3 separate regions of the Mus musculus genome follow, and all the other regions are linked to region 3. The links are chromatin loops, found by intact Hi-C in ENCODE. Cell type or tissue: gastrocnemius. All regions are shown on one strand.

What was found. A loop is a pair of places that touch in the nucleus more often than their neighbours do. Peaks named below come from ENCODE experiments on the same cell type or tissue, not always from the same donor. Only the 100,000 strongest peaks of a DNase experiment are listed, where the experiment ranks them.
Region 1: a loop joins it to region 3, with 3 times the contacts of the local background. A loop is called at or near these places in 9 of 42 quality-filtered maps.
Region 2: it touches region 3 in a loop (2.7-fold over the local background); 8 of 42 quality-filtered maps call a loop at or near these places.

The regions. Positions count from the first base shown.
Region 1 is chr9:27,322,066-27,330,065 of GRCm38, reverse strand. It overlaps Igsf9b (immunoglobulin superfamily, member 9B), which reads right to left. Exons shown (of 20, transcript NM_001326702.1): 8 at 7,751-7,893; 9 at 7,309-7,449; 10 at 7,106-7,222; 11 at 6,707-6,857; 12 at 5,766-5,889; 13 at 3,045-3,220; 14 at 1,360-1,586; 15 at 443-527. Among named protein-coding and RNA genes, the nearest start is that of Igsf9b, 27 kb to the right of the region's middle. In gastrocnemius, a CTCF peak has its summit at 3,923; DNase peaks (open chromatin) are centred at 3,932, 5,944, 6,501, 7,599 and 2 more places.
Region 2 is chr9:27,284,279-27,292,278 of GRCm38, reverse strand. No RefSeq gene overlaps it. Among named protein-coding and RNA genes, the nearest start is that of Igsf9b, 11 kb to the left of the region's middle. In gastrocnemius, a CTCF peak has its summit at 4,630 (motif pointing right); DNase peaks (open chromatin) are centred at 2,164, 3,671 and 4,652.
Region 3 is chr9:27,172,339-27,180,338 of GRCm38, reverse strand. No RefSeq gene overlaps it. Among named protein-coding and RNA genes, the nearest start is that of Jam3, 21 kb to the right of the region's middle. In gastrocnemius, a CTCF peak has its summit at 3,971 (motif pointing right); DNase peaks (open chromatin) are centred at 3,989 and 5,994; H3K27ac peaks cover 339 bases.

The DNA of each region.
Region 1 (8,000 bases), 150 kb before region 3:
AACACCAAACAACAATTTTCCAAATAAAACCCACATAATTACAAGGAAGCCTATAAGAGGCACCCAGCAAACACTTGTTGACCCTGCTACATCTCCCCTCTAATTCACGGCACCCACCCCATTCCACAGCACAGCTAGAGCGCAAACACAACATGTACCGCACCCAGCACACTCTCACAAGATCCAACAGATTTCCCACGTCGGCTATCTCACAGGCACATCAGACGCTCCACGGTGGGATCAAACATGACGCCTCACAGAAACATAGACCTGAGATGGTCTTCAGAAATGGTAGGGCAGACACACAAGGTTTCAACCAGACTCCTGCTTAAGCTTTCAGCCCAGCTTGTCCTCCCAGATTAGCTGGTTCACAAAGGGACTCTCGTGTGGCTCTAATGCTTGCTTTCTGGTTGCTGTTTGACGATCTTGGAACCCAAAGTACCTGTGCTGGAGACACCGGCGATGTTGCTGGGCTCGCTGATCAGATCCTGCATGACAGCCAAAACCCGGAATTCATACCAGGTATCCTACAAGCCAGGGACAATACCCAGTCAGCTGAGGGGCTGAGGACCACCACTGACCCTATATACGATGCCCACAGGGTACCCGGAGTACTGGTCCTAGGAAGTGTTTACTGGTGACTGCTCACATTGGGTGATGTTAGAGTGGACGTATTCCCACCGGTATTCAAGCTATGGGCTACAAGGTATGCACATGAAGCCACTGAGAAAGGCTGCAGAGAAAGATGCACAGTGAGCCCCCAAATTGCATCATGAAGCAATTCCAGCTGGCCATAAAAAGCATCTGGGAAAGGGGAGATGGAAGGATACATCAGATCTCTTCTAGCTATGAAGCAAGCTATTTTCTCTCTCAAGAAAAAGAGGTGCTCCTGCTTAAAAGATGTCCACCAGAAAGATGTCCACCAGAAAATAAGGAGGGGATGTGTTTTCTCCCAGGACTCTGAATTATTAAAACAAGAGTCCTTCTGGCCATCCTAGAAGACAACCTTTCTAGAGCCTCTTTAGTCTACCCTGACTGGAACCCAAGAAACTGGGGTCTTGAGTCTGATGATCCATGTGGCTTCTCCTTGCCTTACCCTAGCTAGTATTTGTATTTGAGGAAAACTACTGCCCCACCCCCCCACCCCATGCCATTAAGCTAGCTCTGGTCTAGAAACCAATTCCAGCCTTTAGTAGCTGACTAGGGAGAATCTAAACTTTGCAGATAAGCTAGGCATAGAGGCTTGACTCTATGCCCATGAAGTCAGTCTCTCAATATCAGTGCCTTTTCAAATTGTCATGACAAATTCCAGAAACAGGGAATAAGAGGCAAAAATAAATAATTAATTAAAGTTCCCACCTGTGACAGATCCTTGGCAAAAAAATCTCCGTCAGTGCCTGGAATGGCGTCATCCAGCATCTCCCAGCGCTCCCCAACTCGGAACTCCATGATATAGCGGTCGATGGGGAAGCTGTGGTTGGCAGGTGGGAGCCAGGACAGGAGCACACCCTGCTGGGTCCGGTTGGCTGTGAGGCACCTTGGTGGGGTCACCAGCACCAGGGGTTCTGGAGTTGTAACAGGGAATGCTAGGAGGAAAAGGGAGACAGAAGATGATGGTCACAGACTCCGACCCAATGTGGAAAGCAGAACCTAACAAGGAAAGAATTGTTTTTCAGAGTGGTGAGAGGGCGTCCCTCCAGCAGCCCTCATTGTCCTAGGAAAGAGAAGTCAGGGCCAGTGACCCAGAGCTCTGTGACTCTTTTCAGAATGAGACGATTGCACAATGGCTAAGCACCTCCTCAAAGGGGAGGAAGAGGCAGCTACCATGAGGAGTGAGAAGAATCTAGTGAAGGATACAGGCCATGTGCCCCAATAGCATCCCTGTCAGCAACATCCCTGATGCCCCATGAAGTTATGGAGCTGAAAACATCCTATCGGCCTTAAAAGAGGATGCACTGTAACATAGAACAGCATGTCCCTCGAACATCTAAGGTAACACTGGTATGACCATATCTGCAGCTCTGCCAGTCACATAAAATGCAGCTGTGTACAGTGCAGACTATATGGCGATGGTAACACCCAACCACGGTACAGGTTGTGTATCTGCTCCACTATATTTCTTTATGGCTAGAGCATACTCCAGCAAAAGAAAAGGTTTCTCATGAAAACAGCCCCCACCCTGCTCCAGCAGCATCGGCTCCATTGATCTAAAGCTCACGGTACTTCTTGGTTGCATCATTTTCTCATAACGCCACACCATCTACACAATGACCTCATTGCCTAATGACACACTTCTCAGGTGTGGTTTCCTCTGATGGTTTCCCCACTGTTGAGAGGCACATGACTGTATCTTTTGCTCTCATCCCAAGAACTGGTGAGATCTTCTCACAACACATGAGTCATACTTTTGATTCCATTTGGGGCCCTTGAGCTCAAAATGAGGCTGAGCCCAGACTTGGTGGTATACACCTTTAAACCCAACACTTGGGAGGCAGAGACAGGCAGATCTTTGCCAAGTTCAAGACCAGCTTTGGTCTACAAAGTAAATCCTAACCCAGGTGCAACTATTTGAATAGGTGAGATCCTAATCAGAGGAATGTTAAAGTTTGGGGTGGGCATTTTACATCTGCTGTCCACAGGGCAGAAAGGGGGCTGAAGTCACAACTTCCAGTTCACCTGAGAAGTGTCTGCTTGCCAAGGCTGTTCTTGGACCCCAGAAGACATGCAACTACAGGTAGATAGTGCAGAAAATTCCATGTCCCCTTGTAAAACTGCCAAACATTCATACATATCTCTGAGCCTGTCTGTTCCATCCAAGGATGCAAAAGGAATACAGCTAAAATGCCATCACGTGGGAGCAGGCAAACACTACAGGAGTACATGGCAAATCCTTACTGGGAAATAATAGGGACTACAACAAAGACCACTTGGTAAGGTGCTGGCACCCACTAAGCCCTAATGTTAGCTCCATCACTACATTCAGCTCTCTCTAGGTAAGATCTGCTAAGAAATAGCCCCCAATACACAGCAGCCCAGAGCCTCACCTAAAGTGTTCACAGTGACCACCTCACTGAAGGCGCTGGTTCCCAGCCTGTTCTGGGCCAGGACACTGAACTGGTATGCGGTCTCAGGCTCCAGGCTGTCTACCAGCAACCAGCTGGGGCCCGGTGGCACTGACAAGGACAGCCAGTCGTGGGGCCCAAACTGAGCCCGCTTCATCCTGGCCAAAAGAGAGAGAGAGAGAGGATGGGGGAGAAGGGGTGGGGTGGGTCACACTGGAGAGGACAGTATGCATGCAAGGTCTTCAAGGGAAAGGCAGGGAAAGTACAAGCATCCCCAGGTTCAGGGGCAGGAAGAGGGAGAGCCAAGGTGGGGTTACTTGCCCGGCTCTGGCTATGCCAACCTTCATGGCACTAGGGCACACCCCATTGTGGTACCTCCCCAGTGAAAAGGGTCCTCAGGTGTAAATCATGCTGTAGACACTGGTCAGTTACCATTTGCATTGTGAGAGAATCCCACTCCAAGTACTACTGTATAAATGGACTCTGTCTTGCTAGAATAGGGACACTGAACATGAGGATGGAAGCTGGGCAGTGTCGTGACTAGAGAAGGAACCCAGATGACATGGGCTGTCTGCCCTACCAGGGAGAGGCAGAAGTAGGGCCGAGAGTATCACAGGATGTTCCACTCAATCAGTCCAGTTTAGGTCATCTGAGGATATCCAAAGCATTTTTAAAAATTGACCAGATTTTTCCCCATGGCAGGAACAGGGCTCCTAATGCCTTGAAGGCTAGAAGTTGCAACCAAAGGGAAAGTTATAATGATGGAAGGTAAAGAATCTAGCGGTGAGGTTTTCCAGTCTAAAGCCACCCACTTCTTCAACTTCAATAGGAGTAAACCACCTGCTACAGGTGCAGTTCCAGATGATACCACAGGGAGGAGACATTGTCCTGGGCAACTGGACCGCACTATTTGTCCCTGAGCTGTACTCAACTGATACCCACAGGCTCCTCTCTAGGTTTTAAGATGCACTGCCACTACCCAATATGACCAATATGTGAGCTGAGGCAAAAGAAAGTGAAGAAGAGGAGGAAGAGGAAGAGAAGTAGGAGAAGAAGAGAAAGAGGAGGAAGAGGAGAAGTAGAAGAAGGAAAAGGAGAAGATGAGGAAGAAGAGGAGGAAGAGAAGGAAGAAGTAGAAAGAGAAGTAGAAGAAGAAGAGGAGGAAGAAGAGAAGGAAGAGGAGGAGGAAAAGGAAGAGGAGAAGTAGAAGAAGGAGGAGAAATACAAGAAGGAGAAGAGGAGGAGGAGGAAGAGGAGGAAGAAGAGAAGGAAGAAGAGGAAGAGGAGGAGGAGCAAGAGGAGAAGTAGAAGAAGAGGAGGAGGAAGAGAAGGAAGAGGAGGAGGAAGAGGAGAAGAGGAAGAGGAAGAGGAAGAGGAAGAAGAAGAAGAAGAAGAAGAAGAAGAAGAAGAAGAAGAAGAAGAAGAAGAAGCAGCAGAAGCAGAAGCAGAAGCAGAAGCAGAAGCAGAAGCAGAAGCAGAAGCAGAAGCAGAAGCAGAAGCAGAAGCAGAAGCAGAAGCAGAAGCAGAAGCAGCAAGAAACAAATGTCTGTATAAGCACAATGAACTAGAGCTATTCAGAAAGAAGGGAAGGCCTCTTCTAGCATGACAACTGCCCTTCCCTCCCAATGCAAGTGAGCAGAGTGTGAGATAAGCGATGCAGATGAGTGTCAGGCAGTGTAGGGCAATAGCAGAGGTCACTTCCTGACCCATGCATGCATCTTACAACGTCCCCCAGGCAGTGGGCATGGGACCCTTCCCCCATCCAGAGGAACACAGACAAGGCTTGGGAGGTTGTTCTGACTGTATCTCCCACTATCTAGGTACACTTTGCCCATAGAGAACTCAACACCCAGGAGTTGCATTCAGTCTGAGAACAGCCAGGGCAATGGAAGGCCCCTCGAACCCATGCTGCTGAAGGCTCTCTGAGGTCTACAGTCTGCTTGCTCCTCCTCCTCAGACTCAGAGAGAAGCAGGCTGAAGAAGAAGGAAATAAATGTGCATCTTCCTCACTTGGGGATGCTGTCTGTGGATCTGGAGGCTGCAGTTTCCAGCTCCAGACAGGAAGACACATCAGGAATGAAAAGCCTCCGGTGGTGAGAAGGCAGGGAGTGTGCCCTCAGCTTCTCTTCCTACCACTCTACGCCTTGGGTCCTCATCCTGTCCCTTACATTTGTGAGATCTACCTACCCTGAGTATCTGAAGTTACTGATCTGGTCAAAAGCAGACATGAAAACTGCATGCACAAGATCCTAGAGAGGAAATCCAGGTGGGGGAGGCAAAGGCCGGAGCGGGAGCACCTGGTCCCTAGGACCTCTGAGCAAGGAACAGAATTAAATGCTGGACCCTGCACTTGAGGTGCTAGTCACTACACTCTGAAGGTTAGGAACCTAGAAAAAGAATGTGGTGAGACACTGAGAGAAGCCAAAGGACGAGAGGAAGGGGGACAATTTCAGTACAAATCAGCATGCTAACCTCCAGGGCGTTAACACAGTATGCCCTGACTCCCTTACAGGCATTCCTGACATCCTTAAGAACTCAATCACTCTCTGGCCCACTTTGCCATCTGGAAAACTGACAAGTACAGATCCTAGGCTCCTTGGGCCCACCACCCACCCTAGGATAGCAAAGGATGGGGCAGATGGGATGACCTGCGTGGGGCAAGAGAGGGAGAAGCAGAGAGCAAAGCATGCGGGGCTGACTCACAGAGGTCCGTACCAAACTGAGAATGTCTGCTCGTAGCCTCCATCATAGCCCGGCTCCCAGGACACGTTGGCAGTTGTCATGGAGACATGGACCCGGACACTGCCTGGGGCATGGGGACTGGTGCCTGGAGAACAAGGAAGACAGCTCAGGCCAAACGGAGCCGAGCCTGTTGGCTAGGTCCCCGTCATCTCCTTGCAGAAGATCCAGGAGAGGACAAGGCATGGGGTACCGAGATGTATCACAGGAGGTGGCAGCAGAGAGGGCAGAGTCCCAGGCCCAACCTGGTCCTGATGCGGTCAGAGAAAAAATTCCATCCACTGCTTAGGCTAGTGTCGCCAGCAGGAACGGAACACGGGCCAGAGGAAAAACCAGAACCCTCCACATCCTGACTCCCACGCATCGCTGAGCTAAACAAACATTCCCTTGAGGTCCTGAGACAGCCATGGCTTAGGTATGAGGCCAGCCCCTACTAGGTATCAAGGATATGACTGGGCAAAATAGCTAGGAGCTCCCCTCATAGACTGTGAGTGACAAGGTGCAGACCATTTTATTCACAGCCTAAACTGGCAGTGTTGGCCTTGTATACATCTGTGGCTGACAAGCCCCAAAGGGACAGACTACAAGAAGGTAGGCTGACAATTCCTCAGTAATATGAACAAGGAGTACTAGTCACTTCCTCACACCCCAGGCTGTGGACACTGGCCTGAAGCCCAGGTAGCTCCATGCCTGGCTAAAGTGCCACACAGTCTGATTGTCACTCATTCTCCTCCTTCCAGTTCGCACATGTCTGACTTCCCCAGGACAGGACACGCATGGACCCTGACCCTCCCTGCCAGAGCCTCCTGAGGTCAAGGGGTTCAAGTTGTCATCCCTGGCACGACTGAGGAAAGACACGTGCAGACTGAGAAAAATCACCGCAGTCAGCCCACTCAAGCACATACCGATGACAGTGAGGTGGGTGCTGGCAGTGATGCTTGTGACCACATTGGTGGCAACACATTCCCACTCCCCGTGGTCCTCCTTACTCAGGGCACGAAACTGGAGACTCCCGCTGGGCAGTGCGTTGTGCTTGCTTCTGCTGGGCTTCCCTACCTTAGCCAAACAAGGAGCAGGGAAGAGGATGGGAACAGGGATTCAGTTTAAGGAACAAGCACTCACACTCAGGAGCCTAAGGAGGATGAAGATGTTGGGGCAACATCTGAGCCCATTGCCAACGCCCGCTGCTATCCACTAATGTTACCTCCCCTCCTAACATCTGGCCTGTCCACACTGGTCCAAGTAGAACCACCAATGGCTCTTCCTGCCTCCCCCACAGTGTAAGAGCTTCAAAGCCCAGGTACCTTCCTCCAGGTGATGACAGGGAAGGGGTCCCCTGCAGCTGCACAGGGAATGAGCAGCTCCCGGCCAGCCTCCTGCCTGTATTCCCAGCCTGGTAGCACCGTGAAGTACGGGGGGTCCTAATGGAAGCACAGAGACAGGTATAAAAGGTTGGCCACAGGAACACTGCCCACCACAGGGGCCACGCACAGTCCTGGGGACTCACCTTCAGGACAAGCCGTGCAGGGGCAGACTGGCCCATAGTCCCCAAGGTGTTGTAAGGCACACAGGTGTAAGTGCCAAGAGCCTCCTCTGTGGCCTCCTCAATGCGAATAGAGCCATCCTCCATCAAGGTCCAACCCAAGTTCTGCCAGACATAGATAAAAGAGCAGCAAGCTGTGGTCAGGACACAGGCACTGCATCCCAGCCACTTCCAGGCAGGGTTTGAGCTGGGCTAGACGAAGCACAGGACAGGACAGCAGCTCGGCGGGTGCTGGCATCCCCAGTGGGCATGGAGCACAGCCAAACTCCTGCCAGATCGTTGCTCTTTGTTTGCCTAGGCTTTTTAGGAGGAGTGGGGCTGGCAGAGAACCAGAGCCCAGAGGCAGCATCTTTATTGTCAGAAGGATGCTCTTCCTTCGGAATCCCATCTTGCACCTCACTCATACCTTCTCTACCTGCAGGGGCCGGCCATCCTTATTCCACTTCACCACAGTAGCAGGTGGCTCTGCATCCACAGGACAGCGGATATAGCCATGGATTCCCACGGGCACATAAATTACAGGGGGCATGTTGAGGACACGGGCTGGGTCTGTGAAAGGGACAGTGTGGGGAAACATGAGAAGCCCGGTGAGCAATGAAGGCAGAAGGTAAGCTGGTGCACGAACCCCATTCCTTTGCATAGGAACCTTTCCACCT
Region 2 (8,000 bases), 110 kb before region 3:
GTAGAAGTCTAAAAGACAGCTAAAAATATGGCGTCTACTGGAATGCTCACGCTGTGGCTATAACATGTTGTGGGTTTGGATTACCCCCTTTCATTTAAGTCATCATTCTTCCAACCATAGGAGGGACAGTAGAAGGAGAGGACATGAGCATCGTTACAGGCAGTTCCTCCTCCATAGCATCCCCAGTAACCCAATCCCATTCTCCTGTGATACTATACAGGAAGCAAACAGGATCTGGAGTTTTCCCCCTAAAGGATTACAAGAAGAGGGATTCAAACATAACAAACAAGTTTCCCCAGTAGTGCATTGGGTCATGGACTTGCATGCATTTGGTACCATGAAACCAACAAAAAGTTTCTAGATGCCCAGGATTAGAAAAGCAAACAAAGTCATCAGGTCATGGTTAGTGCCAGCAATAGAGAGAACAAGGACTTGGGCTAAGGACGCATGAGCAGAAATATCTTCCCAGTGGCCAAGTAGACCCTGAACACTAATCTCCAATCAGCACTGTGCTAGACAATAAGGAGGACACAGCAATGGCAAACCATTTGGCATTCAGACACTAGAGTCTGACCATGTGAACAATTCTTACGTGTATCTCTCAACGCAACACCACAAGAAAGATAGTGGACTGGTCCATTTTGGTTCCTATAACAGAATATTCAAATGTGGGTAATGGTTTTGCTTTATATTATTCATTATCATTATTGGGTAGAGCGCATAGTGCGGTGTGTGTGAGTATGAGCACACAGGCCACCACATATGTGTAAAGAATAGTGGACAATCTTCAAGAATCAATTCTCTCCCACCACCATGGAGTCTGGCACTTGAACTCGGGTCATCAGCTTGTTGGCAAGCACTTTTACCCCCCCCCCCCCCCGGTTCAAGCTCACCTGCTATGAGAGGTTTGGGGGCCAGAGACATGGTTCTGTAGTTAACAGCTCTTATTGCTCTTCTAGAGACCAAACTGGAGCACCTATGTCAGATGGCTCACAGACACCTGTAACTCCAGCTCCAGAGAATCTGACACTCTTCAAATTGTCTTCTGGCACAGGCATACACATGGCTTGCACACACACATCCACATAAATAAACATAATAATAATACATTTGTTTAAAAATGAGGTTTGTTTAGCTCCGATTTAGAGATATAAATCTAAAATCCCAGTGCCTTTTTTTGGTGAAGATCTAGATAGTGTCATAGTAGAAGTGAAAGGTCACATTGCAAGACATGAGGCCAGGGAGCAAGTCAAAGTTTGGGATCCCTGTCACAATTCCCTACCATGAGAGCCCAGGGTCCTACAAGAATTACCTTTGTCCTTTCCAAGGTCAGCTCATGCAGTAATCTGGCTCCTCTCACGTGTGTGTTACCTTAAAGGTTCCGCCAGCTCTCAACACTGCCCAGTAGTAGCCAGGCTTCAACACATGATCCTTTCAAAAACAAGCCACATCCACACAACAGTGCTCAAGTTCAAACAGCCATAGAGCTCCAAGAACATGGCAGTACAGGTGGCTGAGGTCTGAGCTCAGTCTTCAGTAAAGAGAGAAAGAGGAAGAAAAGTCTACCAGGGAGTGAGCTGTGGGGTCTATGGCCTGCAGAGGGCAAGAGCTTATATGGTGAGCATCCTTACTGTCCACCTCAGAGTGGACAGTCAGTAAGTGTTCATGGCAAGTGAATCTGTAGAGATAATAACACATTGACCTGTCTAGCCAGTTATAACACAAAGAAGCCTCCATGTAAAGAATAGAGCATGTGTTGAGGCAATGATGAACCTGGCCAGCTGGGGAGGGTGAGATCAAAGAATAGGCAAATGAGAAGAATATGGACAAGTAGAGGTTAATAGAGATGACAAATAAGATCTGGTCCTCTGCAGGGACACAGAAGACAGCGTCACTTTTGGTTCCAATGAAACCAAAGGCACAGAGGCTGGGAGTCAAAGAGGCCCCTGCAATGGTGTGAGGAGGAGTCTGTGATTCTGCTGTGGACCCACAGATGGATGAGCTGGGGGTTGGGGGGAGGGGGAGAAAAGGCCCTGAAGCCACAGCTGGAGAGTTTGCAGGGGTCTATTTTTGGCACCCATTCGACCCCAGACCTCTCATTCCCGGACCCCTCCACGCTTAGCTCTCAACTCCACACAAAAGGGCCTTGTGTGGGAGTGCCAGTAGATGCAATGCATCTTTATATCATTGCCTCCCCTCCCCAGAGCCTTGGCATGAGCAGAGCTCTACCAGGTGCTGGAGACAGGAAGGGAGGGGCTGGGCACCAGACAGGAGTCAGAGGGCAGAGGGAAGCAGCAGCCCCTCTTCCCCCTGCTCCCCCCACCCCGTGCCTTTTTGCCAACCCTTCCCTCAGTGTCCTCCTGCCTGCTCCTTCTCTCTCTCTCTCTCTCTCTCTCTCTCTCTCTCTCTCTCTCTCTCTCTCTCTCTCTCTCCTGTTGTGCTTCCCCTCTTTTCAGTCCCTTCCTTCTCTCCCGCTCTGTCCTTCCCTTACTGGGCTGCAGAGTCAGTGAAACCTAGAGACAGAGCCCGATTTAATCTTGGCAAACATCCAGGACAAAACATACCACAGCAACAAGTTTCCATGGTGCTTGGACACAAGGCAAATGAGGTCTAGGGAGAGATTGCTGGCCTCAGATTTGTCTACCCTGAGTCTCATCCCTGCCTCACCCATCAAGTATATATCCTTAAATAAGACTTTTAGCCTCCCAAAGTCACGCTGAGAATTCTGTCAGTGACCAATCATTCAGTCACCATCAAATTGGAACTTGCAATGCCCAGTCAGCAGCTTGCACACCAAGAAAACACGGAGCACCTGTGGTGTACCATGCCTCCACGTGGTCCCTCTCCTCACACAACTTGCAGTTAATAGCAATAGGGCTTCTCAGAAACACAGTGCAAATTCAGCCATTAACAGAAAGCCAGTCCAATTTCAGAGTTCAAGGACTGCTATGTTCCCAAGGTCTATCAGATTCTTTGGAAAGGGGACATAGCGTGGGCTCCAGTGCTCCATGGAATGTAACTGTTGCAGCTCCTGTTGAAAGTCAGAGGATAGTGCTAAATCCCAAAGCTTGCCTACAGGCAATATCTATTCTGGGTAATTAGGAATAAGGGACAACAGGAGAGTGCAGACTCATCGCATAGGAGACAGTTTGCTGGACCCATGAAAGCCTAGCTATAGACACACTGGTGTGTATGAGGCATATTCCTGGGACTGGGGTGAAGGGAAAAATAAATAGTGGTGCAGTATATTTGGAAAAAGGAAAGAATTTTATCCAGAGCCCTGATTCCTGAGGGATCAGAAGGTAGATGCCTGTATATACAGAGGGAGGGAGGGAGGGAGGGAGGGAGGGTGGGTGGAAGGGAGGGAGGGAGGGAGGGAGGGAGGAGAGAGAGAGAGATTGAGAGAGAGAGAGAGAGAGAGAGAGAGAGAGAGAGAGAGAGAGATGAAGACAGAGACAGACAGAGAAACTCTATCCCTTTCTAGGAAATCAAGTTATAAAAGGGAAAGCCTGTAGACTTGTGTGGGCACAGCTGCCTAGTAGGAGATTGAGGGGAGGCCATTTGAGGCTCTGAAAAGAGAGTTTCATGGGAAACCTAGCACAATGAGCTCATAGAAGGAGGAATGTGAAGTTAAAAGGACAGAGGGGCAGGCTGCCACGAGCACTGCTTGCCTGGCAACTTCCCAAGGTTAATCGAGGGGCATCAAGCAGACTCTGAGACATTCCAACACTAGGGAAGCGGGTTGCACCGTTACCGTGGGGAGAAGGGGCCTCTCTCTGCCCGAGGCTGCTGTCACTTCTGGAGGCTTTTTGTAGAACGAGTTCTACAAAACCCATGGTGGGTTTTGTGGTGGGGCATCTCATCCATCGTCCAAGCAGACAATCCGTTACTGACAGACAGGCAAGACATCAGGGCCTAGTTCAACTGTCCTTGGACCCAGAGATGACAGCAGTTAGGAAACCTCTGTACATAGTTGAAACCCCCACTACATAAGAGATGGACATTTTTAAAAGAGCACGAAGGGAAGAGGGAGAGAAGAGGAATCAATGATAAAGGCAGGGAAACAAGAAGTCTAGACTGCAGGAGAAAATGGTGGCACTCTAGGGGCTTGTGTTCTAGCATGAAAGGTTTGGCATAAACAGAAATGCCAAGCTCTTATTATATGATATTAATACAACCCAAACCCATGTCTCCACATCAACATACAAAGCAACAGCCACACAAACACTAGTGCAGAGGACATACATAGGTAAGTGTGACAGAGCAAATGCATTGGTGCACCATGTATTGGTGCAGGACATTCTGCACATAGATTGGTACCCAGAATCCCTCCAATCACCGCATGTGCATAACTACAAAGCCCACCCACTCTGCTCTGTGGGCAGGTGTGACACTCCTTCTGGAAGCATAAGCTTAACACACACTGAACCACAGCATGTGGGTTGTCTGTGGTCAGCCGCAGCAGAATTCCCAGCATGGGTGTCCCTAGAACACTCTTGCCATTCGTGCCTTTTCCCAAGGATACAGCTTTTTCATGGTCGCATAGTACACAACATCTAGGATGGCCTACCTGTACTTCATCTTAATTATAGTGTAGAGGGTACCCATGTTCCCTAGCTACAGAGTCTAGGGAACAGCCACCAGTAGGTGGCGCCATTAGGAGCCTCTTAGAACCAGGAGTGGGATTAATGAGGACAAATTACATTTCTAGAAGGAAACTTGGTCATGCCCAGAGGGGAAAAACCCTCTTTACTGTGCCAGGGCCAAGCTCCGAAAATGAATTTGCCAGGCATTCAAGACAAGGATGACCACTCCCAGGAGGAAGAGAGAGGACGCAAACTAACAAACAAACCCAAAACCAAACCAGCCCAGAAAAAGGGATCAGGAGAGCCACTTCTGTGTGAGCAGTTGGAACTGGACACATGTGCACACATGTTAACTCTTCATGAACACTTTTGAGTGCTGTGCTATGATGCTAGACAGTCATGTATGTGTCAGTGGGTGTGGGCAACGTAGGTGTGTGAAAGCTTAAGGATGGGGGTGGGGCATGGACACACTTCAGCAGGTGATGCTACATAAGATGAAACCAAGCAAGCTAACACTCTCATGGTCACACCATCAGCACAGCACAGACCACAATTGTTAGCCTCTACCAACATAAACCCCAGCCCACACACTCCAGGAACACACACACACACACACACACACACACACACACACGATCACAACACCCACACAGACAGGTGCCGCACTGCCACATACAGACCTGCTCGCCCACACACTTTCACACATATATACGGCCTCAGAGAGAACCATAGGAATACATAGAATTGCTGTAGAGGCATGCACTGCTCTCCATGTGCACACACAGGTGTGTACTCTCACACATTTGGTGCTGTATCTGTAAATTCCCATGCCCTCACACCCTGGAGAAATTGAGAGAGAAGAGACCCTCCTGTTTTGTGCAGCATCGTAATGAGACATGAGAAAGATGTACAAACAGAAAGACTCCTGGTCTGAGGAAAGAGGGAAAGGGCAGAAAGGGACAGTCTTCTATGTGTCCTGTCTCCTAGTACTTCCAGGTTCCTCAGCACAGTGGCCAGGACCTCTACATCAGAGACAGGAGAGCCCCTGGCATTTCCTCATAAGTAGAGTCTGAATCCCTTACTGCAGATCCAGGGTGTGTACAGTCAGAACCAATCCAGCCCCTTTGATTAGGGAGGCTTCTAAACAAGCCACAAAAGCATATACCTCCCACGGCTGTTGTGAGTCACAAGTACCAGAGTCATGCCTGAGCTCTCCATAGGGGTGGCAACACCTCAGATTTCTATCACCATCCACTCCCGGACCACAAGGGAAACAGTCTGTGCAAAGCACACTGGATAATTTGGTGACACAGCATTTTACATTTCAGGGATGTAAGCCATGAGACCTGGCTTCTCACACGAACGTTGCTAACCTCTGTGATCCAGGAAAATCACCTTCCTCATCTGAGCCTCAGTTTCCCCTTTAAAGACCCAATTAGTCACAGTAATAGCACTTGCTGGAGTTGAGGTTTCCACATGGTAGGCTATTCATAAATACTTCACACACAAAAAAAATGAGTCTTTGAATCCCTATGGTACTAAGAGAAATGACCTATTATTCTCCCTACTTTGCATGAAAGCACCTGTCCGTAATCAGACACGTGGTCAGAGATGAGCCCACACAGCCACTGACAGAATCCGTGTTCTTAAAGATGACACTGCTTTAACTCCTTGATGGCATGCCATGTGCACTGAATGACATCATGGGTATAGAAGTTCTTTGAAGACTGCAAAGCATTCTACAAATGTGAAGATAGGTTGTTATGCATCCCAGCCTGGCTCATGGATGAGTAACTGCATAAATAGTGAGAACCACACAGAATGCAGGAAACCAGATGAAGATGAGGACCATCTGTGACAGGCACATCACACCAAGAAGAGAGAAGTAGGTAGAGGATAGGACAAAGGGGGCTCATGAATCCTGTGCAGCTCCTGCCTCTTTAGTTAACCCATTACCTGCCAAGAGGGCAAACTTTTTTTTTATTAAAAAGAGAATTTTCAAGTCACCTTAAAATCCCCCTCCTAATTATAATCATTACCTCAATGGTCTCCTTTTACCTATGCATGCCCAGTCACCATACTTTCCAACACTATTACTTAGAACACAATGTCCCAGGACAGCTCTCAGAAGGATAGTCAAGAGGCTTCAAAGAACTGGAGGAGGTGTCTCTAATGCTCCGAAGATCAGGGCATGGAGCCCAGGAATAATTTTGCTAATTTCATGAAAGAAATGGAAGCTCTGGACTCTGTTCTTGGTTCCAAAGCTCATTCATTCCAGTGTGACCTACAGGTTCCTGAAGGAGGTTGCCTAATTCTCAGAAGACAACCACATATGCTGTACACAAGGGCAAACTCCATCTCCTTAGATGACACACCTCTCATCATAAGGTGGCTGGGACACAGGACAAGGAGGGTGGATGCTACACTGCCCCCCCCCCACTTCTTATATCCCCTCACAGGCTTTACTCTTCAAAATCCCTGGCAACCTTCCCCTTCCCCAGGCTGCCCCTCCTCTTCCCTCCCCTCCCTGATGATGAATCCATTAGCACAGAGTTCTTTTCTTGCACTTCTCAAGCTGGCAAAGCCATCTCAGGCATTTAGTGGTGATGCCTGTGAATCTGTCAGCATTAGCAGAGCAGTGAAGGCACCAACCATACGACGTGGCGCTTGCTCCTGTTACAGCTCCTCTCACACTGCTCTCCAATAGTCAGGACCCCCTACATCTTAAGGAAGACACAAGACTCAAAGGAATGGAGTCTTAAGGAGCCTCCAGAAAACCAAAGGAGGCCAGAAATAATGGGCAGGAGAACTTTCCATTAACCTTCAGACCAGCCTAGGCTTCAGAATTGTCATGCTGTCCTTCCCTCTTCATTCATAGCTTAGACAGGCTTTTTCTTCTGAGAATCCTTTTCTTCCCCCCACATATAGGATACATACAGAATACATCACCATGTACCCTTCCTTCTTAGCAACCTTTGCCTGCAGCTTGCACTCCTGCTTCATGATCATCTCCCCTTCCACTCCTTGATGCTGTGTCTCCAAACATGGTTTATGAACCACCTACATGAAGATAGCCAGAACATAGGAAAGTACCCCAGTCTCTGAAGAGAAACCCCAGGACATTTGAGTTAGAACTTGGTCAGGGATATTTGGAACTCAAACTCTGCTCTCTGCACACCTCCCTGTGACTCAGATTTATAGCAGCTTGATGCAGAACTGCCATAATACTAGCTAGCAGGACTCATCCTTTTAAAGCCACCCAGATTACTTCCTGTTTCATCATCATTCTTCCAGATAAATGAAGACCCTAGGAAACACAAGCTCTGCAACTTATTTGAGAATCACTGGCATGAGGGTGCCTGTTACAGTTTAGAGTTTAGAGCTGGACTTGAACCCATGGCTGCTAAGAATCTT
Region 3 (8,000 bases):
GGAAGATTCAGAATCCTGGATCTCGTCCTCTGTCCTAGCCACCGTTAGGCTCCTGCTCCTGTTTGGTATCTATTCATGGACACACATCCTAACTCCAGCTCTGTCCAGGAGGACTTTCTTCTTTCTAGGCTACTGGGCTTGGGTGGCCAAGCTCCCTGCCAAGAAATCTCACTGCATTTTCCAGCTTAGATTCTCAAATGCATCCATTCCTTCTTGTTCCAGAAGGAAAAAAAGAGCTGAGCACATCCATATCAGTGCCATCCCCCTTAAAAAAAAAAAATCAATACTCTGTTTTATCTTCCCCGTCCCACCCCAAATATGGTCTTAATTGCTTAGACTTGAAGCACAACAAGGAACCTTTTTGTTCCAGTTTGTGACACATGAAAACAAACTCAGGCTCCTCTAAGGTGCTTGTCTACCTTGAAGTGGTTCTACAGGAGGTCCTGGGACTCTCCACTGATTTCTAGCCTTCGTTGTTTCTTCTTGCCATCTAAAAGTAGGCCTCCTCAGCCTCAATAAGTCATCAGCATCCATTTGGATAAGTCGGACACATCTCCCTTCCCATGCTTCTTCCCCTGTAAGAGCATCTCTGTCCATTTCCACCCACAGGTACACGTGTAGGAGGCCCTATGTGGAGCTTTAGTGAAGACTCAGACTATGATAGGAAAATTAGCTCAGTATCAGAGACAGAAAACCCAATGATGCATCTCTGGCCAGAGAGTTAGAAGACAAGAGGACAGAGATACCCTGCATTTGCCAACAGCACTGCAGGGGCTATAGCAGGGAGAAGAGAATAGGCAGCTTGGCTCTATGCAAACCTACTGCTCCAGAGGAACTGGCTTGGCCTTTACTCCCCCCATTCGATGTTGATTTGGGGTTACTCCAGTAGGGTTCACTAAGATAATGTAAGCTGTTTTCTAGTCACAATAAAACAGCTGTTGTCTTTAGCCCCACACGTCCCCAAATACTATCTTCTAAGGACAAGGCAAGACTTCAAACACTGGCTGTTAGAAGGGGCTGAAAAGGTAAGTGCTGTTATACAATGTCTGGGAGCCATACTGACGCCATCACACCTCTGTTCCTCTGCAAGTGAAGTCCCAGTTACATAAAGCTCCAGCTGACTTGGTATAAGTTGTGACTAAGAAAACTTCCCAAACTTTCCAAGACAGTTGGTGATCCTCCACCCTCTGCCCGTCAACTGGTGAGAACTACCCCCACAGAGAGGCAAGTAGGGAGGAAGGCTCCCAGCTCCCAGGGGCCCTGACTCATCACGCACATAAACACTCCCCAACACACTTTCCCAAAACAGTTCCCCTCCCACCCACCCACCCTCCTACCAGGGCTGGGTGACAAAAACAAACGCCCCAGAGATCTTGCCAAATTCTGGGCCAGGCTTAGCCCAGAGAACAGGCAAGGAGCAAACCTCCCACAGAAGCAAGGCACATCCGTGACGTCAGTCAAAGGAAAATCACCACTTGACCCTGCCGACATTGTTTTCCAGATAGTTTCCAAAATGCATAAAATAGAAGGGGTGATCCTCCTAACACTTGGGTGGCTGAGGCAGGAGAATCTCTAAGACTTTAACATCATCTTAAGCTCCACAGTGAGTTCCAAATGAGTCAGATGTGGCAAGAGTGAGACCCTGGTTCCAACAAACAAGATAAAAAGAAACAGCTCTGTAACCACACAACTATTTTTAGAGCTTGTGTTGGTTAGGGTTTCCATTGCTTTGAAGAGACACCATGACCAAGGCAACTCTTACAAAGAAAAACATTTAATTGTGGCTGGCTTACAGTTCAGAGGTTCAGTCCATTATCATCTTGGTGGGAAGCATGGCAGCATGCAGGCAGACATAGTGCAGGAATGAGCCTCGAGTTTTACAATTTGACCTGAAGGCATCCACAAGGATACTGTCTTCTGCAGGCAGCCAAGAAGAGGATCTCTTCTACACTAGGTGGAGCTTTAGCATAAGACCTCAAAGCCCACCCTACAGTGATGTACATATTCCAATGCCACACCTATTACAACAAGGCCACATCTCCTAATAGTGCCACTTGCCATGGGCCAAGCATATTCAAACCACCACAGAGCTGGAAAGGCTCCTGCCTTTAGCTATTCTCTCCTTTCCTATCTCCACATCTACCCATCTATTCATTTTCACATCTACTTATTCATGAATAGTTATCAAACCTATCTTCAGTCCAAGTTAGAGTCCTAAGACACAGTCTGTTTCCTCATGGAGCCGTCATCTTGGAGGGAAGCTATTCAAGAGTCAGCTTCAGCAAGATGGTTGGTACTGTAGTGGGAAGACACATGTCTTAGAGGCCCTAACAGTGCATGATCCCAACTTGGAGCAGTAGAAGGCATTCACAAAATTTCACTGAGAGAAATCATGTTTAGGTTTGTATATGCTTGGCTCAGGGAGTGACACTACTAGAAGGTGTGGCCCCGTTGGAGTAGGTGTGTCACAGTGGGTGTGGGCTTTAAGACCCTTATCCTAGCTTCCTGGAAGCCAGTATTCTGCTAGCAGCCTTCAGATGAAGATGTAGAACTCTCAGCTCCTCCTGCACCAGGCCTGTCTGGATGCTGCCATGCTCTTGCTTTGATGACAATGGACTGTACCTCTGAATCTGTAAGTCAGCCCTAATTAAATATCCTTATAAGAGTTGCCTTGGTCATGGTGTCTGTTCTCAGCAATAAAACCCTAACTAAGACAGTTGAACTATGAAAAGGAGAGGCATTGCTTTCAATCAGTAAATGGGCTACTCATCTCAGCAATCGCCACGGCAGACTAACATTTGATGCCCCGACATAGTCCCCACGGACTTACACCTGAAGCGGAGCCTCTTATACTATAAGGCCCCCATAACACTCCCATGAGAAGCAGGACTGCAGTCCCTGGGACGATTTTAAAGAAAAGATGTAAGGACATTCCAAAGCAGGAAAACCAGAAAGGGCTTTGTGGAGGAAGTGGGGTTTGAATTCACCTTGAAGACCAGGAAGATTTAGATTCACAGCTCTGACAGGGAAGGCATCCTAGCCAAAAGAATGATACTAACAAAGTTAGAACTCTTGTGCCACAGGCACCGTTGACTAACACACAAGAGAAAAGTAATATCCCACATGAATGGAGTGGTGGTCCAGGTCGACAGATTACTTATGTTGGGGGTTCTTGCTCCGTAGTCCAGGCTGCTTCAGTCTCTATCCCACACAGCTCGGGGCGACTCTTAAACAAAAGCATGATGTCTCAAAGTCATAGGATTAAGAGAGTTAAAGCAGATCTTTTTATTTCACCTTCAGACCTCTTTGGGCAAGCAACATAGGTTCCTTCTCTGGGGATGCTCACATTCCCCTCTCTGCTGGTAGAGCCCTTTGGGTGCTGCCACATCCCTACAGGGTCCCTAGATGCAAAGCAAGTGGATTCCAACACAATCAGGACTGCTCCACTCTCTTCTGCTCAAATCCTCTTAGAGGGTAGAAAACTCACCCTAAAAATCTACCTTAGACTTTCTCCTTGGTCTTCCTTGGTTCATTCTGAAGTGTCTGGAATATGGCTTTCTTCTTCTTCTTCTTCTTCTTCTTCTTCTTCTTCTTCTTCTCCTTCTCCTCCTCCTCCTCCTCCTCCTCCTCCTCCTCCTCCTCCTCCTCCTCCTCCTCCTCCTCCTCCTCCTCCTCCTTCTTCTTCTTCTTCTTCTTCTTCTACTTCTCAGAAACATATTAAACCCCAGCTTTCACCATTGTTGTTTCTCACAATGGCTCAGCTCTGGGCTCATATCCATGTGGAATCTCTGTTTACATCTTCAAGCTCTTATAATGCTAGGACACTTTATATAGAATGTCAAAATGACAGAGCATTTTTAGAGAACATTTGGTGTTAAAGGGGGCTGGTTGATAAGGGGACTGGACGAGAAAAATGAATTGTAGTAGTTAGAATGGACCACAAGGTGGAGCAATGGGGCTGGAATAACTGGAGGCCAGAGCAGAAGGGTGATTTCCATTCCCACCAGCAGGCCAGCTAACAGGAAGCTAGGAAGGCTACAGTCTGAGCTCCTAGCTTGGGTTTTGGAACACAGGGAAAGGCTTGCAGAAGCAGGCTTTTCTGTTTGTTTTCCCTCCCCTCGCCCTTTATTTCTTTTTTGGCATATGGGAGCTTCTCCCTCTTCCTGGTTTCTTGGGGTATGTGGCCCAGAGTGTCCCTGGTCCCTCAGCAGGAAGAGGGAGTAACCCCCATATGCCAAAAGCTGAAAGGTTCTGCTGGCCACAGGATTGCTGGCCCTGTGACCTTAAGATTGGAGAAACAGATAAAGCATGGTCAAAGGTGTTTTATTTTGTCATTTAATGAGTTTCTTGGAGACCAGGCCTGTTCCTGAGAGAAGCTACACTCTGAATATTAGCTGTTTACACGTACACACACGCCGTGCAGACACACACGCAAAAGCAAGCATGCACAGTCTGGAACTCACTGTGTGTCCCAGGCTGGTCTCAAATTTACAACACTCCTGCCTCGGTCTCCCAGTTGCTGAGATTACAGATCTAACTCACCATAACTGGTCCCAACTGGCTATTTAAGGGGCTTTCCTGACAGAGGGTTTGCAGGCTTCTAGGAAGCACAAGAGTGTCCCTTCTGGTGTCCACCCGAAATCCATCCCACACAAGTACCATGCACATAAGAGTCCTCTTGCTTCAATTCGAATGTCCTGCACATGTCCTTTTCTAGACATTCCTCAGCGGCTTTCTCCGAATTGCGAGTCAAAATTGCGAGTCGAATTGCATGCCTATGCACAGGTGCATACACGCCCATCCTCTCCTGTCTGCAGCCTGCATTCCACAAACAGTCACTTGGACCCTCTACGGTCTCCTCACAAACAGATCCCACAGAATCCTGTGAACATTTGTCTCGGACAGAAAGCAGATGCCTGTACACAACTTGTACACACACACACACACACACACATGCTAGGCTAGACACTGCAAATGCTGAGGTAAAAATCCCACGCCTGCAGCTTTCGGGCACAGCACCTACTCAGACACTTGTTTTCCTCTTTTGCGAGCTCAGCACGGAAGGGAAAGAGTACAGAAATGGAGAACGAAATTCTAAAGGGTTGAGCTGTGTCTTCTCTTAGCTAGGGAGTCAAAAGCATTTCTGAGAGGAAGGCTTTGATTTGGAATCTTATGTGAAGCCAGGAGTGTGAGGAAGATACCTTGAGAAGCTGGCCTCAGTAGGGTTTGGGAAGGGGCTGCGTCATGGAGCAACTGGGGGGGGGCACTGTTTTTGCTCATTAAAGACAGAAAAATATGTTGGAGGAGCCCACGTGTTTGAGGACGTGAGGCAGTCATGGAACTATACCTGTAATCTTAGCACAGGGACTGGGGCACAGGGATTGCTGGGAGTTCTAAGCCATTTTAGGCTACATAATGAATTCTAGATCAGGCTAGACCACATTGCAAAACCCTGTCTCAAAAACCAACCAACCAGGGCTGGAGAGATGGCTCAGCAGTCAAGAGCACTGACTGCTCTTCTAGAGATCCTGAGTTCAATTCCTAGCAGCCACACATGGTGGCTCACAACCATCTGAAATGAAATCTGATGCCCTCTTCTGGTGTGTCTGAAGACAGCAAGAATGTACTCATATACATAAAATAAATAAATCTTCAAAGAAAAAAAAAACCAATAAAACAAAAACCAAGCAATCAATAAACAAGGAGACAGGGGGAAAGCACAAGACAGGTGGACACAGGGTTAATCAAGAGGTTGATGCCAGAGGAAGGTTAAAAAAAAAAAAAAAAAAAAAAAACCTGAATCGGAGGCACCTGAGTGAGGGGCATGTAGGATGGAATAAGGGCAGGAGAGGAAATGCCACCTGAGCAGGGGGAGAGCAGGGTGGCAGGGCAAACAGTGAGTGCAAACAGCGAAGCAGGCAGTCTTGGGGGCTGAGCCAGTGGCAGCGTTGTGCACCAGGCTCAGCAGAATGCCTGTGAGCCAGGCCAGGCCTGTGGGGAAGCCGGCCAGCTCATCTGTTATTACAAGCACAAGTCCCCCTCAATCCTGATTAACAGGAATTAAATGGCATATGGCTAATCCTCCCTGCCTCAGTTATTAATACTTCCCAGACAGTGCAGAGGAATCAGACAGCCTCCCATGCAGCCAGCCCAGAGGCTTCTCAGAGCCTGGCATTGCTAGGGCAGGCTCGGGTCACCCACAGCTGCTGCAGGAGGGGTTCTCCCAGGAGGGGGGACGTGGCTGGAGAGCTTTCTCTAATCCTTAAAGGACTCCTAATCCTCCGCAAGTGTGGGCCCTTCCTTGCAAAATATGTTTGTGTCAGTTGTTTCATTTAAATAGTCACAGAAAACCTAGGAGTTCTGGAGAAATAGATGCCTTTCCCGTTGTTTGTTTGTTTTTTGTTTTTTTGTTTGTTTTAAAGTGGGGAAAATGTGCTGGGCAGTGTAGCACACAGCACTAATTGCAGTAAATACATATGGGAGAGAGGGAGGTCTGCAGAGTGAGATCAGGACAATGGGGCTACACAGAGAAACCCTGCCTCATAGAGGGGAAAGGGGGAGAGAGAGAGAGAGAGAGAGAGAGAGAGAGAGAGAGAGAGAGAGAGAGAGAGAGAGAGAGAGAGAGAGAGAGACAGAAGAGACAGAGACAGACAGAGACAAAAGGCCAGGTAGTGGTGGCGCATGCCTTTAATCCCAGCACTTGTGAGGCAGAGGAAGGTAGATCTCTGTGAGTTCAAGGCCTGCCTCTCATACAGAGTGAGTTCCAGAACAGCCGAGGCTACACAGAGAAACCCTGTCTCAAGAAACAAAAAACAAACAACAATAAACTAGAAAAGCAAGTCCAAGAAAAGCTAAAGCGTCTAAGTGCCTGAGAGTAGACTTTGAGTGTCTGCTCCTGGCCTAGTATTTAAGAATGGTGATCACCTTAGGCCATGAATTAGGAGGGGACACAAGGGAATGGGGCAGGGACCAACACTTGCTGATCTTCACCTTGCTGTTAGAGACAAAGTGCTCCCATGTGAGGGGGTGTAGGAAATGGTTTGGGGGGAGGAACAAAGTCAACAATGATAAGATCCACAGCCCCTGTCTCAGCCCATCCTTGGGACAGTTTGGGATTGAACATGGCCTCCCAAGAGTTTCCACCCGACTGGAAGGAAGTGAGCTGATAGGCACTCTAGGTTTCCTGAGCATTGTGGACAAATGGCTTTAAGAGCTACGGGTGCAGGCCACTGGGACAGAGGGACCCACTGCCACCACTATGGTTTGGCTGTTCCCCAAATGCCCATGTGCTTAAAGGTCTGGTCCCCGGCACAGCACTATTGGGAAGTAATGAAACCTTTGGGGGGGGTCAAGTCATTGGGGATACCCCACCAAGGGGACCGAGCAACCACAGCCCTCCTCTCTCTCTTCCTGGCCATAATGTGAGCAGTCTACTCTGCTACGTTTCCCTCTCATTATGTTCTGCCCCCTCCAAGCCCCCAAAGCAATGAAGCCACGGGATCTTGAACCCAAATTTCCACAACTGTGAGCCAACATAAACCTTTTCTTTGTATAAGGTAATGCCCTCAGGTATTATCATGGCAAAGAGTCTACTAACACAGACAGCGGCACGCTCTCTCTCTCTCTCTCCCTCTCTCTAAAGCTTTTATTTTTAAGATTTTATTTATTGTTTATTTTATTTATAGGAGTACTGTAGCTGTCTTTAGACACAACAGGTTGGCCTCGAATCCCACTACAGATGGTTGTGAGCCACCATGTTGTTGCTGGGAATTGAACTCAGGCCCCTCTGGAAGAGCAGTCAGTGCTCTCATCTCTCCAGCCCCAGAGCATCTCTCAATAGACATGAAACACTGTTCTGAGAGGCCCTCAATCTACATGTGGTTTTGCTCCTTCCCTTAGGAATTCACAGTTCAACAGAAAGATAATTGTATGCTAAACACGCACAAGCATACAGAATACAAAGCATAAGGAGATAGCTCCAAAAGAACTTTGGAATACAA